2 separate regions of the Homo sapiens genome follow, and region 2 is linked to region 1. Evidence: read pairs that join two places in POLR2A ChIA-PET (ENCODE). Cell type or tissue: GM12878. All regions are shown on one strand. Each heading gives the region's core, and the rest is flanking DNA. Links, peaks and the distances in the headings are about the cores only. Region 1 overlaps PELI1 (pellino E3 ubiquitin protein ligase 1). Region 2 has its middle 45 kb from the start of MIR4433A.

Region 1 (5,382 bases), core at 86-5,085:
TTCACTGCTTGTCAGTGAAACAAAATGTGAAAAATCATCCTAAAGCTTTGTGTTCGGTTTTTCTTGGATCTAAACATTAATCTTCCTTAAAGATCTTATTTATTTTTGGTAAAAGTGAGGAAAACATAATAAATGCCCACATTCTAATATTAACTAGAGAAAAGAAATTCAGTATCTCATCTCATTAAAAGGGTTGGGCAGAGGGAGTGGCTTCAAAGAAATATTTCACTATTGACTGAAATTAAATATATTTCCAGGTCTTTTCACTTTTATTTGCCTTGTAAAATAAAGAAAAATGGAAGTCAATGTGACAATAATTATAAAAGCAACATTATCAGGCAATTTATGTTGTACTTAAGTTTGTTTTTAAAAAGCCTAAGCTTCAGAGAGCTCAATATTAAGGGAGAAGATCAAGGATTCTATTTACATCTTTGGAACTGACTGTCCTAAAATCTATCAGTTTATAAAATATCAGCACTGGATTGGTACAAAAAGTAAGAGAAAAATACTTTTATTGCATGAGTAGCATTGACCAAATACATGCTGAGAAAAAGGTTTGATTTCACATAGATAATACAAATAGTTAGCAAGTGCCTGGATTGTTTATTGTCTAGAGAGGAAGGTGGGAGGTAGTGGTAGAAAAAGTCATAAATGTATGCAGAGTATTTACTGTTTTCTTTTTTGGATAATAGCTACTATTCACTAAGTGTTTTTACTAAGTGCCTGGCACAGTGCTGAGTACTCTACATGTACTAGATCATTTAAGCCTCTTAACAGTCATAGGGGAGAGTCTATTATCTGCACTTTACAGAGGAGGAAACTGAGGCATATAATGGTTATGTAATATTTACCAGTAATTCTTATTCTGGAGCCCATCTCAACCATGCTAGATTGACTTCTATTTATAAGGGTTAGCAATCAATCTATATTTTAATAAAATACAATATAAAAATCTGATAATCCTCTGACCTCAGCAAAAGTCACCAACAATAGATTTTTAACTTTTTCGTTTCTTAAGAAAAAAAATTTAAGATGTTGTAATACCTGAAACATATCGGTGTTGCTGTCATGAGTATATTCAACCACCACAGTCTGGGCCCGAGATAAAGTATATGATATGCTATGCTGGTCTTTGTTGCTTATTGCCTAAGAATGAAAAAGTTAATAGCAAAAATTAGTAGGCAGGTCAATCCAATCAGATAATCTTTTCATTAAAAAAAGGGAAAACTATTTATCAAATACATGACATATTTATACATTTTCCCCCTGAAATTTAGAGAGGTTAATAACTCCTGTCAGCTGTGACAGTAGTTTCTCGGGTTGAATGGGGTACTGAAGAATATTTAGAAGCAGTTACAGAATAAAAACATAACTTTCTTTCTTTTTTTTTAAAGACAGAGTCTTGCTCTGTTGCCTAGGCTGGAGTGCAGTGGTGCAATCTCGGTTCACTGCAACCGCCGCCTCCCAGGTTCAAGTGGTTCTCCTACCTCAGCCTCCCAAGCAGCTGGGACTACAGGTGCACGCTGCCACGCCTGGCTAATTTTTTTTGTATTTTTAGTAGAGACGGCATTTCACCATGTTGCCCAGGCTGGTCTTGAACTCCTGAGCTAAGGCAATCCGCCTGCCTCAGCCTCCCAAAGTGCTAGGATTATAGGCGTGAGCCACTGCGCCCGGCCCATAATTTTCTTTTATCAAACCACTAGACTCCCTTATTAAGTATTTTAAATTATAATCAAAACCAAATCCCACATAAAAACAGAAAACAATAGTACTGCTCTGATAAGAAAATCTTGCAAAATAAGAGGAATCTTATTTTTGAAGTCATTCAGAGAGCTATAAAGTTCACTCATAAGCCAAGTTAACTGGTTTTCTAACCATTTTGTGACTCTACAGATGACAAATGTTGGCCATATGCTGGGTGAGATACAGAAAAATGCATTTGGGATTTGGTCCCAGGAGATAAAAGAAAAAAATTTAAAAAAAAAAAACAAAAGAAACATTCATAGAATGATTAAACATTACCAAAGGAAAGGGATGTAATGCTTATGACTGTACTTCTGATTTATCTCAAACTAAAAACATTGCTAAAAAGAACTTTTCAGTTTTGTTTTCAAGTGTTTTCTATGTATATGAGTTGAAGATAATATCAAAGGAGGGGAAAAATCTAGTCATCACACAAAGGAAGTAGAAATGGGCTGCATAAAACAGACACAAAGAAGAGAATAATTATATACAGCAAAGAAGCTAAATGAAAAAATCCTTCTTAATTAGAAGTTTGGCATCATAAGCTTTTACTTGGTTTCAATTTGCAACTAATCTGTAATAGATAAAGCCTTAAAACAACAGCTTTAAGACTGTCAAATTTCCAAATATACAAAGAGAATACAGAAATACCCTATTTCCAAATATAGAAGAGATTATACTAACGACTCAGCTTTATCAAAGCTTAATACTGCCACTTTTGCTTCTGATTTTTTTTTTTTTTTTTTTTGGAGACAGAGTCTCGCTCTGTCGCCTAGGTTGCAGTGCAGTGGTGCTATCTCGGCTCACTGTAACCTCCGCCTCCCAGGTTCAAGTGATTCTCCTGCTTCAGCCTCCTGAGTAGCTGGGATTACAGGTGCATGCCACCACGCCCGGCTAATTTTTTATTTTTAGTAGAGACGGGGTTTTGCCATGTTGGCCAGGCTGGTCTCGAACTCCTGACCTCGTGATCCACCCACCTCGGCCTCCCAAAGTGCTGGGATTACAGGCGTGAGCCATTGTGCCTGGCCTGCGTCTGATTTTTTTAAGGAATTAAACTACAGATACAATTGAGGCTGCCTACATGTCTCTCCCAGTTCCCTTTTCTCTACAGAGGTATCCAACCTCAAGAATGCAGTGTAGATCATTTACATGCATGTTTTACATATTTCTTTCTACACATTTAGGTATTCATATATACTATATAATTGTTTTACAAGTTTTAAACATATATATACATATATATATACACACGCACACACACATATACATATATATATGTTTAAGAGACCAGGTTTCGCTATGTGGCAGAGGCTGAAGTGCAGTGGCTATTTACAGGCAGGAAAATGGCACACTACAGCTTTAAACTCCTGTGCTCAAGTGATCTTCCTGCCTCTGCCTCCCAAGGAGCTGGGACTAACAGGCATGTGCCACTGTGCCCCGTTAAACAGCTCACTTTTCAATGAAACAATTACTCAGTATTTTGAAAATTAATTCTTAGTGGCTAAAGAGATTTTAAAACATTGGTTTTTATGTGCTTTGAAATTGTAATCTTTGTTTGTTAGTTATTAAACCTACTCTAAGACTGAGAATAAAAACTATGTCAAGTTACGTTTGAGTCTCACTGGCCTAGAACGCAGGGTTTTAACTACTCATCCCAGATGACTGCCAGACTAAATGCTTAATTTTCATCATGACCTCACAAATACATTCCTCCAAAATTTAAAGAGGAGGAGTCAATCTTTTTTTTTTTTTTTTTTTTAAACTGAGACAGGGTCTCACTCTGTCACTCAGGCTGCAGTACAGTGGCATGATCTCAGCTCACTGCAGCCTCTGCCTCCCGGGCTCAAGTGATCCTCCCACTTCAGCCTGCCAAGTAGCTGGGACTTCGGGGCATGCCACCACGCTTGGCTAATTTTTTGTATTTTTGGTGGAGATGGAGTTTCACCATGTTGCCCAGGCTGGTCTCGAACTCCCGAGCTCAAGTGATCCGCCCACCTTGGCCTCTCAAGTGCTGGGATTATAGGTGTGAGCTACCGCACCCAGCCAAGAGTCAATCTGTGATCCCTAAGATTCTTATTGCCTAGTAAAGATGAAAGATGAAAAAGAGATAACAATGAAAACATGAGGGCATGGCAGAGTAAAATAGGAAGAAAAGTACAGAATATGGTATTACAGAGGCAGGGATTAGAAATATTTTCCCTGATAGTGGTTTTCAACCAGAGGTAGTATTAGCAGTCTAAGGGGCATCTGAAAATATGCTGTGCATTTTTTGGCTGTTACGAGGATTTGCAGGCTCAAATGGCATTTTGTGGGTGAAGGACCTATAAATGTCCTGTAGTATGTGGGAAAGTACTGAACAATGAAAAAGTGGCATACCCAAAATGTCAAGAGCACTCCGGGGGGAGCTACTGTAAGAAGCTCCTCAGATTCAATCAATCTGAGGTTTACTTCCACCACCTGCTTAGTATATTCCTTCTCGCCAAAGGAGCAAAAAGAAACTGTCCCTTTTCTGCACCAACTGGCTCCCAAATAGTAACAGAGGAGTCCTAGTCAAGGCCTAAGGATTCTTTCACAAATCAAACTGGATATAAAACAAAGCTGAAAAGCCAATTACCTTCAGACACTGAAGCTGCAACCTAAAACCACATCATATGCCAATTTTTCTGTCTCTTGTTTATTTAATTTACAAAGATATGCTTCAGATGGTATAATATTAATGTACATCCTAGGGCTACTTAGCTAAAGATACAGGTACTTCCAGGAGTCAAAGAACTCTTTCTAATTTTTCTTATTTGCTCATTACAATATTAAATTCTTTGTAACACAAAGTCAGTGTTATAAAATTGGAGGCAGATGAATTCACAGAAAATATAAAGATGTGAAATTCCCCCTCCTTGTCTGTCACTCTAGGAAAAGCCCAAGTATCCTGAAATGGTGGTCCAGCTTCTGGAAATTTTGTTAGAAGAATACAAGGGGGCTAGAAGCATGAAATAGGCTAGGGGGTTGAGAAGTTATATTGTAGATGCAGTTGGATATTGCCTTCATAGCTTTGATTCAACTTAATAATTATTGAGGTCTACTTTGTGCAAGGTACTATGCTCAAATATATGAAGTTATAAACCAAAAATGAATACAACCAATACAAAGAATCTTAAGTAAAGACCCTTAGTTTAAAAATTACCTCATCCAAATGTGCTTCTAATACCTGAATACACATATTATACATCACATTCTTCATCCAGTCCAGGGAGACCCCTCTAGTAACAGAGTGGGAACTTCCCACTTCTCAGGGCAGACAGCTGCATAATTCTAAGTACTAGATAAAGCCCTGTCCCCCATCCCACCTCTTTTAATAAGGAAACAGAGTGTTTCCTTCTAATTTCCACCCACTGATCCTGGTTTGTCATTTTTTTTTTAAAAGTCCAATTCCCCTTCCATATGGCAGCTCTTCAAATACCATGTCTCCAAAGTCTCTTCTCCAATCCAAACAAAAGGCAATTTCTGAAATAGAAATGTAAGGGGAATGCTAGAGAATACAAACAACACATAAAAGTCTTTCAAATTCTCCAAGTTAATTTATGTAGCTTTTTTTTTTTTTTTTTACCTTTGCAGCCTGAGGAGTACAAGCAATATGCACAG
Region 2 (5,382 bases), core at 286-5,285, 190 kb after region 1:
GAATAATCTCAGAGGTAGACATGTGACACAGTCCTTGTCAATTGATGGACTCCACTTTTCTGGTTTCAGTGATTGGTTCAACTGTAGTCTCATGATCAAAACTGGGCCAACCAGAGTCCCCTAGATTGTAGCCAGAACTACTGGGGAAAATGGTTTCTCTTCCTCTGGGATTATAAATTGAGAGGAGGAGCAATGTAAATCTGTAGCTGCTGGCTGCCATGTTGCCATCAGGCAATATCAATAAAAGCAGGGTGAGAATGATGGAGAGAGAGATGCACATGCACAGAGAGATGGCTCATATTATTTAATGATGAAATATTCAGTTGTGGCTACAGCTACGTACCTTCAGACTTTTCAATTATGTGATTGAATTATTTTATTATTTTTATTTTATTTTTTGAGACAGGGTCTCACTCTGTAGCCCAGACTGGAGTGCAGTGGTGTGATCTCAGCTCACTGCAACCTCTGCCTCCCAAGCTCAAGCTATTGTCCTGCCTCAGCCTCCCGAGTAGCTGGGATTACAGGCATGCACCACCACGCCTGGCTAATTTTTGTATTTTTAGTAGAGATAGGGTTTCACCATGTTGGCCAGGCTGGTCTTGAACTCCTGACCTCAAATGATCCACCCGCCTCAGCCTCCCAAATTGCTGGGATTACAGGCGTGAGCCACCGAGCCCAGCCTGAATTATTTTATTTGTGCTGATGCTAGTTTGGTTTGAGTATGTATCAACTCAGAGAGTCTTGACTCTGTATCCCGGGGAGTCTTGACTAATCCAGTCCTTAGGAATTGAAGCTAGAGCTGGGGCCATGGCAAGCCAGAGCCTTGCACAAGCCCAAGTTTTGGGAGAGCCAAAGCAAGAGTCTTGCAGAGAAAGTCAGCTGAAGAGAAGATGGGGAAGAAAAGCAGAGTAAAGAAAAGACAAGAAATATCATGGTTTCAGAGTGTGGGTAAGAGAGAGAGGGAGAAAGAGGGAGAAACAATGCTCTTTCTTTTTTTGTTGTTATTTTTGTTGTTGTTTATTTATTTACTTTCTTTTTTTTTTTCTTTTTCTTTTCTTTTTTTGAGATGGAATCCTGCTCTGTTGCCCAGGCTGGCATGATCTCGGCTCATTGCAACCTCTGCCTCCCAAGTTCAAGCGATTCGCCTGCGTCAGCCTCCCGAGTCGCCTGGAGTACAGCTGTGGGCCACCACGCCTGGCTAATTTTTGTATTTTTAGTAGAGACGGGCTTTCGCCAGGTTGGCCAGGCTTGTCTCGAAATCCTGACCTCAAGTGATCTGCCCACCTTGGCCTCCCAAAGTACTGGGATTAAAGGCATAAGCCACCATGCCCGGCCTATTTACTTATGTTTTATCAATAAGTAATAGATGTATATATTTTCAGGGTACATAACACCTCTACTTTTAAACTGGTTCCTATGAGATTCCCACCTCTTTCCTTATAATTCCCACTTTTATTTGAGTTCTTTTTAGTGCATGTCTTCAACCAAGACGAGTAGGAAATCAAAGCTTCAGAGATGACCACAATGCTGTAAAGCCCAGAGGAAAACCCAAAGAATGCTATGAAAACTAAGTGTGGAAGAAATCCCACAGCACCTGCAGCAGGTTTTACTCCACCTCATTGATGGACTATTTAAATTACTTAATTTTAGCTGGGCATGGTGGCAGGTCTCTGTAGTCCCAGCTACATGGGAGGCTGAGGCAGGAGGATGGCTTGAACCCAGAAGTTAGAGGCTGCAGTGAGCCATGATTGCCCCACTGCACTCTAGCCTGAGCAACAGAGCAAGACCCTGTCTCTAAAAAATAAAAATAAGAAAACTACTTGATTTTCAGGAAGATACTTCCAGTTCAAGAATTTCAGGGAGAAGCAAACAAGTTCTGGTGAGGAGATGCTGCATGCCTGGGCCTCTGTATAGCACTCTCAATTACAGCTGACCTGCAGAGAGCTTTGATAGTCTGAGGTTACAAGTAAAATTAATGACCATGGTGAGAAAGTTACTCAGCACTAAAGGCTCTCAGTCCTCACAACCTCTTATAGATGATGTGCCTTTAGATGATTCTTATGCTGTGCAATCATTCTTCATTTCATGTAGCCACCCATCTACCCACTGATTCTACAAAAATTTATTTAGCACCTACTGAGTAACAGGCATTAGAGAGGCCAAGACAGATGAGACACTCCCTGTCCTCAAAGGGCAGTAAGCACTTCTCATTCACAGAACGTTTACAGCTTGTAATTGTATGCATTTGTGGGATTTGTTTTTGTTTAATCTCTCTCTCCCATTATATCAATTTCATAAGGACAGGATTCATGGGTTTGTTGTTGTTGTTGTTGACTCTTGTATCCTAGAACCTGGTAGGGTTCCTGGCACACAATAGGCACTTAATACGTATTTGGTGAACAAATTATTAATGAAGGGCTTTGAGTCTGTTCAAGGTGTTATTGTTTTTCTTCTTTTTTCTTTCTGTTTTTACTCATGTTACAGCCTACCCCCAAAAAAGATATCTTCATAGGACCATCAGACAATAATACATTTGGAAATGTATGTGGCTTATGTCTTCCAGAATGGTCCACAGTATGTGGCAACTGCAGGCTCTGTAACAGATGCCTGAGCTACTAGAACTCGGTAACCAAGGATCCTCCCTGTGGTGTAGATCCTCGGTGTCTAGGGACCCTCCTTTCCTGGTAGCTCTTAGATTAAAGCTGCTCAGGAGAGAGAGTACAGAAAATGCAGCTGATTCATTGGCCTCGAGGAAACAGAGCATGGAAAGCAGACGAGGATGTGAGAAATGACCATCTCAACACCAGCAGGAGGAGGTAGACAAACAGGACAAGGGACTGCATGCATAGCTGTGTGGGATTGCCTTGCACAAGGGCACCCAGCCAAGGGGGCAAGTAGGGGCTGAAATCTAGCCAGGCTCTGCTTCTAAGCCATGAACCCTGGCAAGAGATTCTGTCAAAGGTGGCCTAAGGACCAGAGGTGGCCCAGTGAGAAGTCCCCAGGTTCTTAAGAAGACTGACAAAGTAATGAGGGAGAGTGTGGAGAGCACCTGCACTTCGCATTCAATCAGAAAGCTGTGGGTTGGGGTTTTGCCCAGTGTGATGGCCTCACTCTGTGAACTGTGATTACCGCTTCACACCCCTACACCTCTAAGCCCTGCTCCCACACATTCAGTTCTCAGAGTGACAAAGGGTGACTCCTAGCAAAAGCAGGAAAGATTTGTAAGAGGACATCTAAGATCAAAGCTGTCAGCAAGAGGCAAAGAGCCACTCTGCTACCCTGAAGATGGAGGATGAAGCAGCAGGTAACTGGGCTGTTAGGCTGCCTGCCCAGCTCTCTGTATGGGCTGACAGCGTATAGCTTCCTTTGCCCAAATGTGGATAGCCTGTATTGACACTGGAGAGAACTCATGCACACAGCCTAACAGAAAAACAATTTAGTACCAGATAGCTTTAAAAAAAAAAATCATCCACATCCTTCCCTATTCTGCTCTTCATGGTACATGGAGACTCCAGGGCTATTTCTAGCTCAAGATGCAGGGGTGCTGATGAGCAGTGGGATTTCTGCAGCTGATCGCTGATAGGATAGAGCTGTTGCCACCCCAGAGAGGTGCTAGGGACAGGCAGCTTAACTGCACATGGCCAGCACATGGCAGGTGGGCGGGAGGACGTCTGGCTGGTTCAGGGGGAGGTGCGGGGGATGGAACAGCTCTGAAACAGCATTTTGGAAGCAGTAAGCTGAAGATAGTGTGGCTCTGTGTGTCTCCAACACCACCTTTCTTCCACAGCTCTAGGCTTAAAGGGGAACAAAGAAAGAAAAAGGGAACATCTTAGGGATATCAGTGCACCTCCTGCACTTGCCTCTCTTGCTTCAAATCTGGAATGCCATTTCAGCAGCCAAGATGCAGATGCAGTTCTTTTTTTTTTTTTTAATTGAGAATGTGACTAACAGAATGAATAGTCTTAAGGAGAGTGGTCAAATTGTAACGAAACCCATCAAAACATCATAGGGAGGAAGGGGAGGGGAAAGATTGGCTTCAACAGTAAAATTGTATAGGCTTTAAGATCAGGTGAATTTGAGTTCTATTCCCACCTCTTTCATTATCAGCAATGTGACCTTGGGCGGCTGCTTAATCTCTCTGTGCCTATTTCCTTCATTTGTAAAGCGGGGATAATCCTAGGGGTGGCATGAGTGAAATGCATTTTTATTTTGGGGGGTGGGGGGCTGCCCCTGCATGGTCATGCCTCTGTCCGTGGTTCTGAATGCTCGCTTCTTTTGAGCTGGTCAGTCATTTCAAAACCCAGGATACTGCTGATTCTTGTTCAACCTCTCCTATGAGAGTATTTGTTGTTTTTCTTTGTTTTTATATTTTATCTTAATGGAGCGCTTCAGTTTTTACACACTCGAAGAATAAGTAGCAACGTGACTTATGTTACATTACTTACATAACAAAATCTGCTCACTGCCTTGTTTCCAACAGTTTAAAACATTTTTGCCTTCTAGGATGTGGGGTGTCAGACACTGCTCCCCCGCAAAGCTAAGTCTAAAGCAATAGTAATACATACTTCAGTGGTTTTTGTAAGAATTAAGCATGTAAATACTTCAGCTCCATGGCTGGCATATAAATACTAAGACAAAAAGTGGCTATTGTGGCAGGTGTGTGTTTGCAAACACCAAATTTGGACACAAAAGTTGCTCAAAATTACTTTCTAAATCAAATTACATCTCACCCTGAGCCTCTGCTTTCTACAGATTACTAGTTATTGGGGCAGGAATATTCCCATCAAGTTATGAGAAGGTCTTAGGGATGTTATACAGAACAAAATTTTCCAGACAAGGCTCCCTAGTCTTCAGTCCACACTGGTTACCCAGTGATGTGCTCATTGTCCCAGCACTCAGAGAAAAGCTGCTCTGATGCTTCTATTTCTTGCTTAGGTTCATTGTTTGCAGTGGTTGATAGCCCCAGGTCCTGGCATCAAGCTCCCACATCTCTCCTGGCCCCCAGCCCTCTGGTTTACCACCTAGCTATTCACCTCTGAGACTGAGACATCTGCAAAGAAACAGCTACCCTACTACTTGAGAACCCATGAGTCTCCTGGAGCCCAAGCCACCATTCTCTTCCTGGGTTCAAGGACTGTTTCCTTTTCCTTGGAAGAGAGAGGGAGGAGGCGAAGACAGCATCAGCCTGTACTCCTCCAAACGTAGAGTAATCTCCCCTCAATTGGGTCATTTCCCTTATTAATTCACCCTTTTACTTATTTACTTTATTATTATTGAACAGTATATGTCGTCTTATCACAGGAATTTAGGACCCCCTTTGTTATGTTTTTATTTTGAGAGTCATGAATGCCCTTGGAATCCCATTCAGTCTGACAACCAAAT

The links. Peaks named below come from ENCODE experiments on the same cell type or tissue, not always from the same donor. Only the 100,000 strongest peaks of a DNase experiment are listed, where the experiment ranks them.
Region 2: POLR2A ChIA-PET joins it to region 1 with 7 read pairs; 2 of 35 experiments call an interaction of 5 or more read pairs at or near these places.

The regions. Positions count from the first base shown.
Region 1 is chr2:64,099,354-64,104,735 of GRCh38, forward strand. PELI1 (pellino E3 ubiquitin protein ligase 1) reads right to left here. Exons shown (of 7, transcript NM_020651.4): 3 at 5,348-5,382; 4 at 1,045-1,146. Among named protein-coding and RNA genes, the nearest start is that of PELI1, 42 kb to the right of the region's middle. In GM12878, for the core only: no CTCF peak of the experiment used is centred there; a DNase peak (open chromatin) is centred at 2,049; H3K4me3 peaks cover 1,053 bases; H3K27ac peaks cover 3,332 bases.
Region 2 is chr2:64,292,665-64,298,046 of GRCh38, forward strand. No RefSeq gene overlaps it. Among named protein-coding and RNA genes, the nearest start is that of MIR4433A, 45 kb to the right of the region's middle. In GM12878, for the core only: no CTCF peak of the experiment used is centred there; no DNase peak of the experiment used is centred there.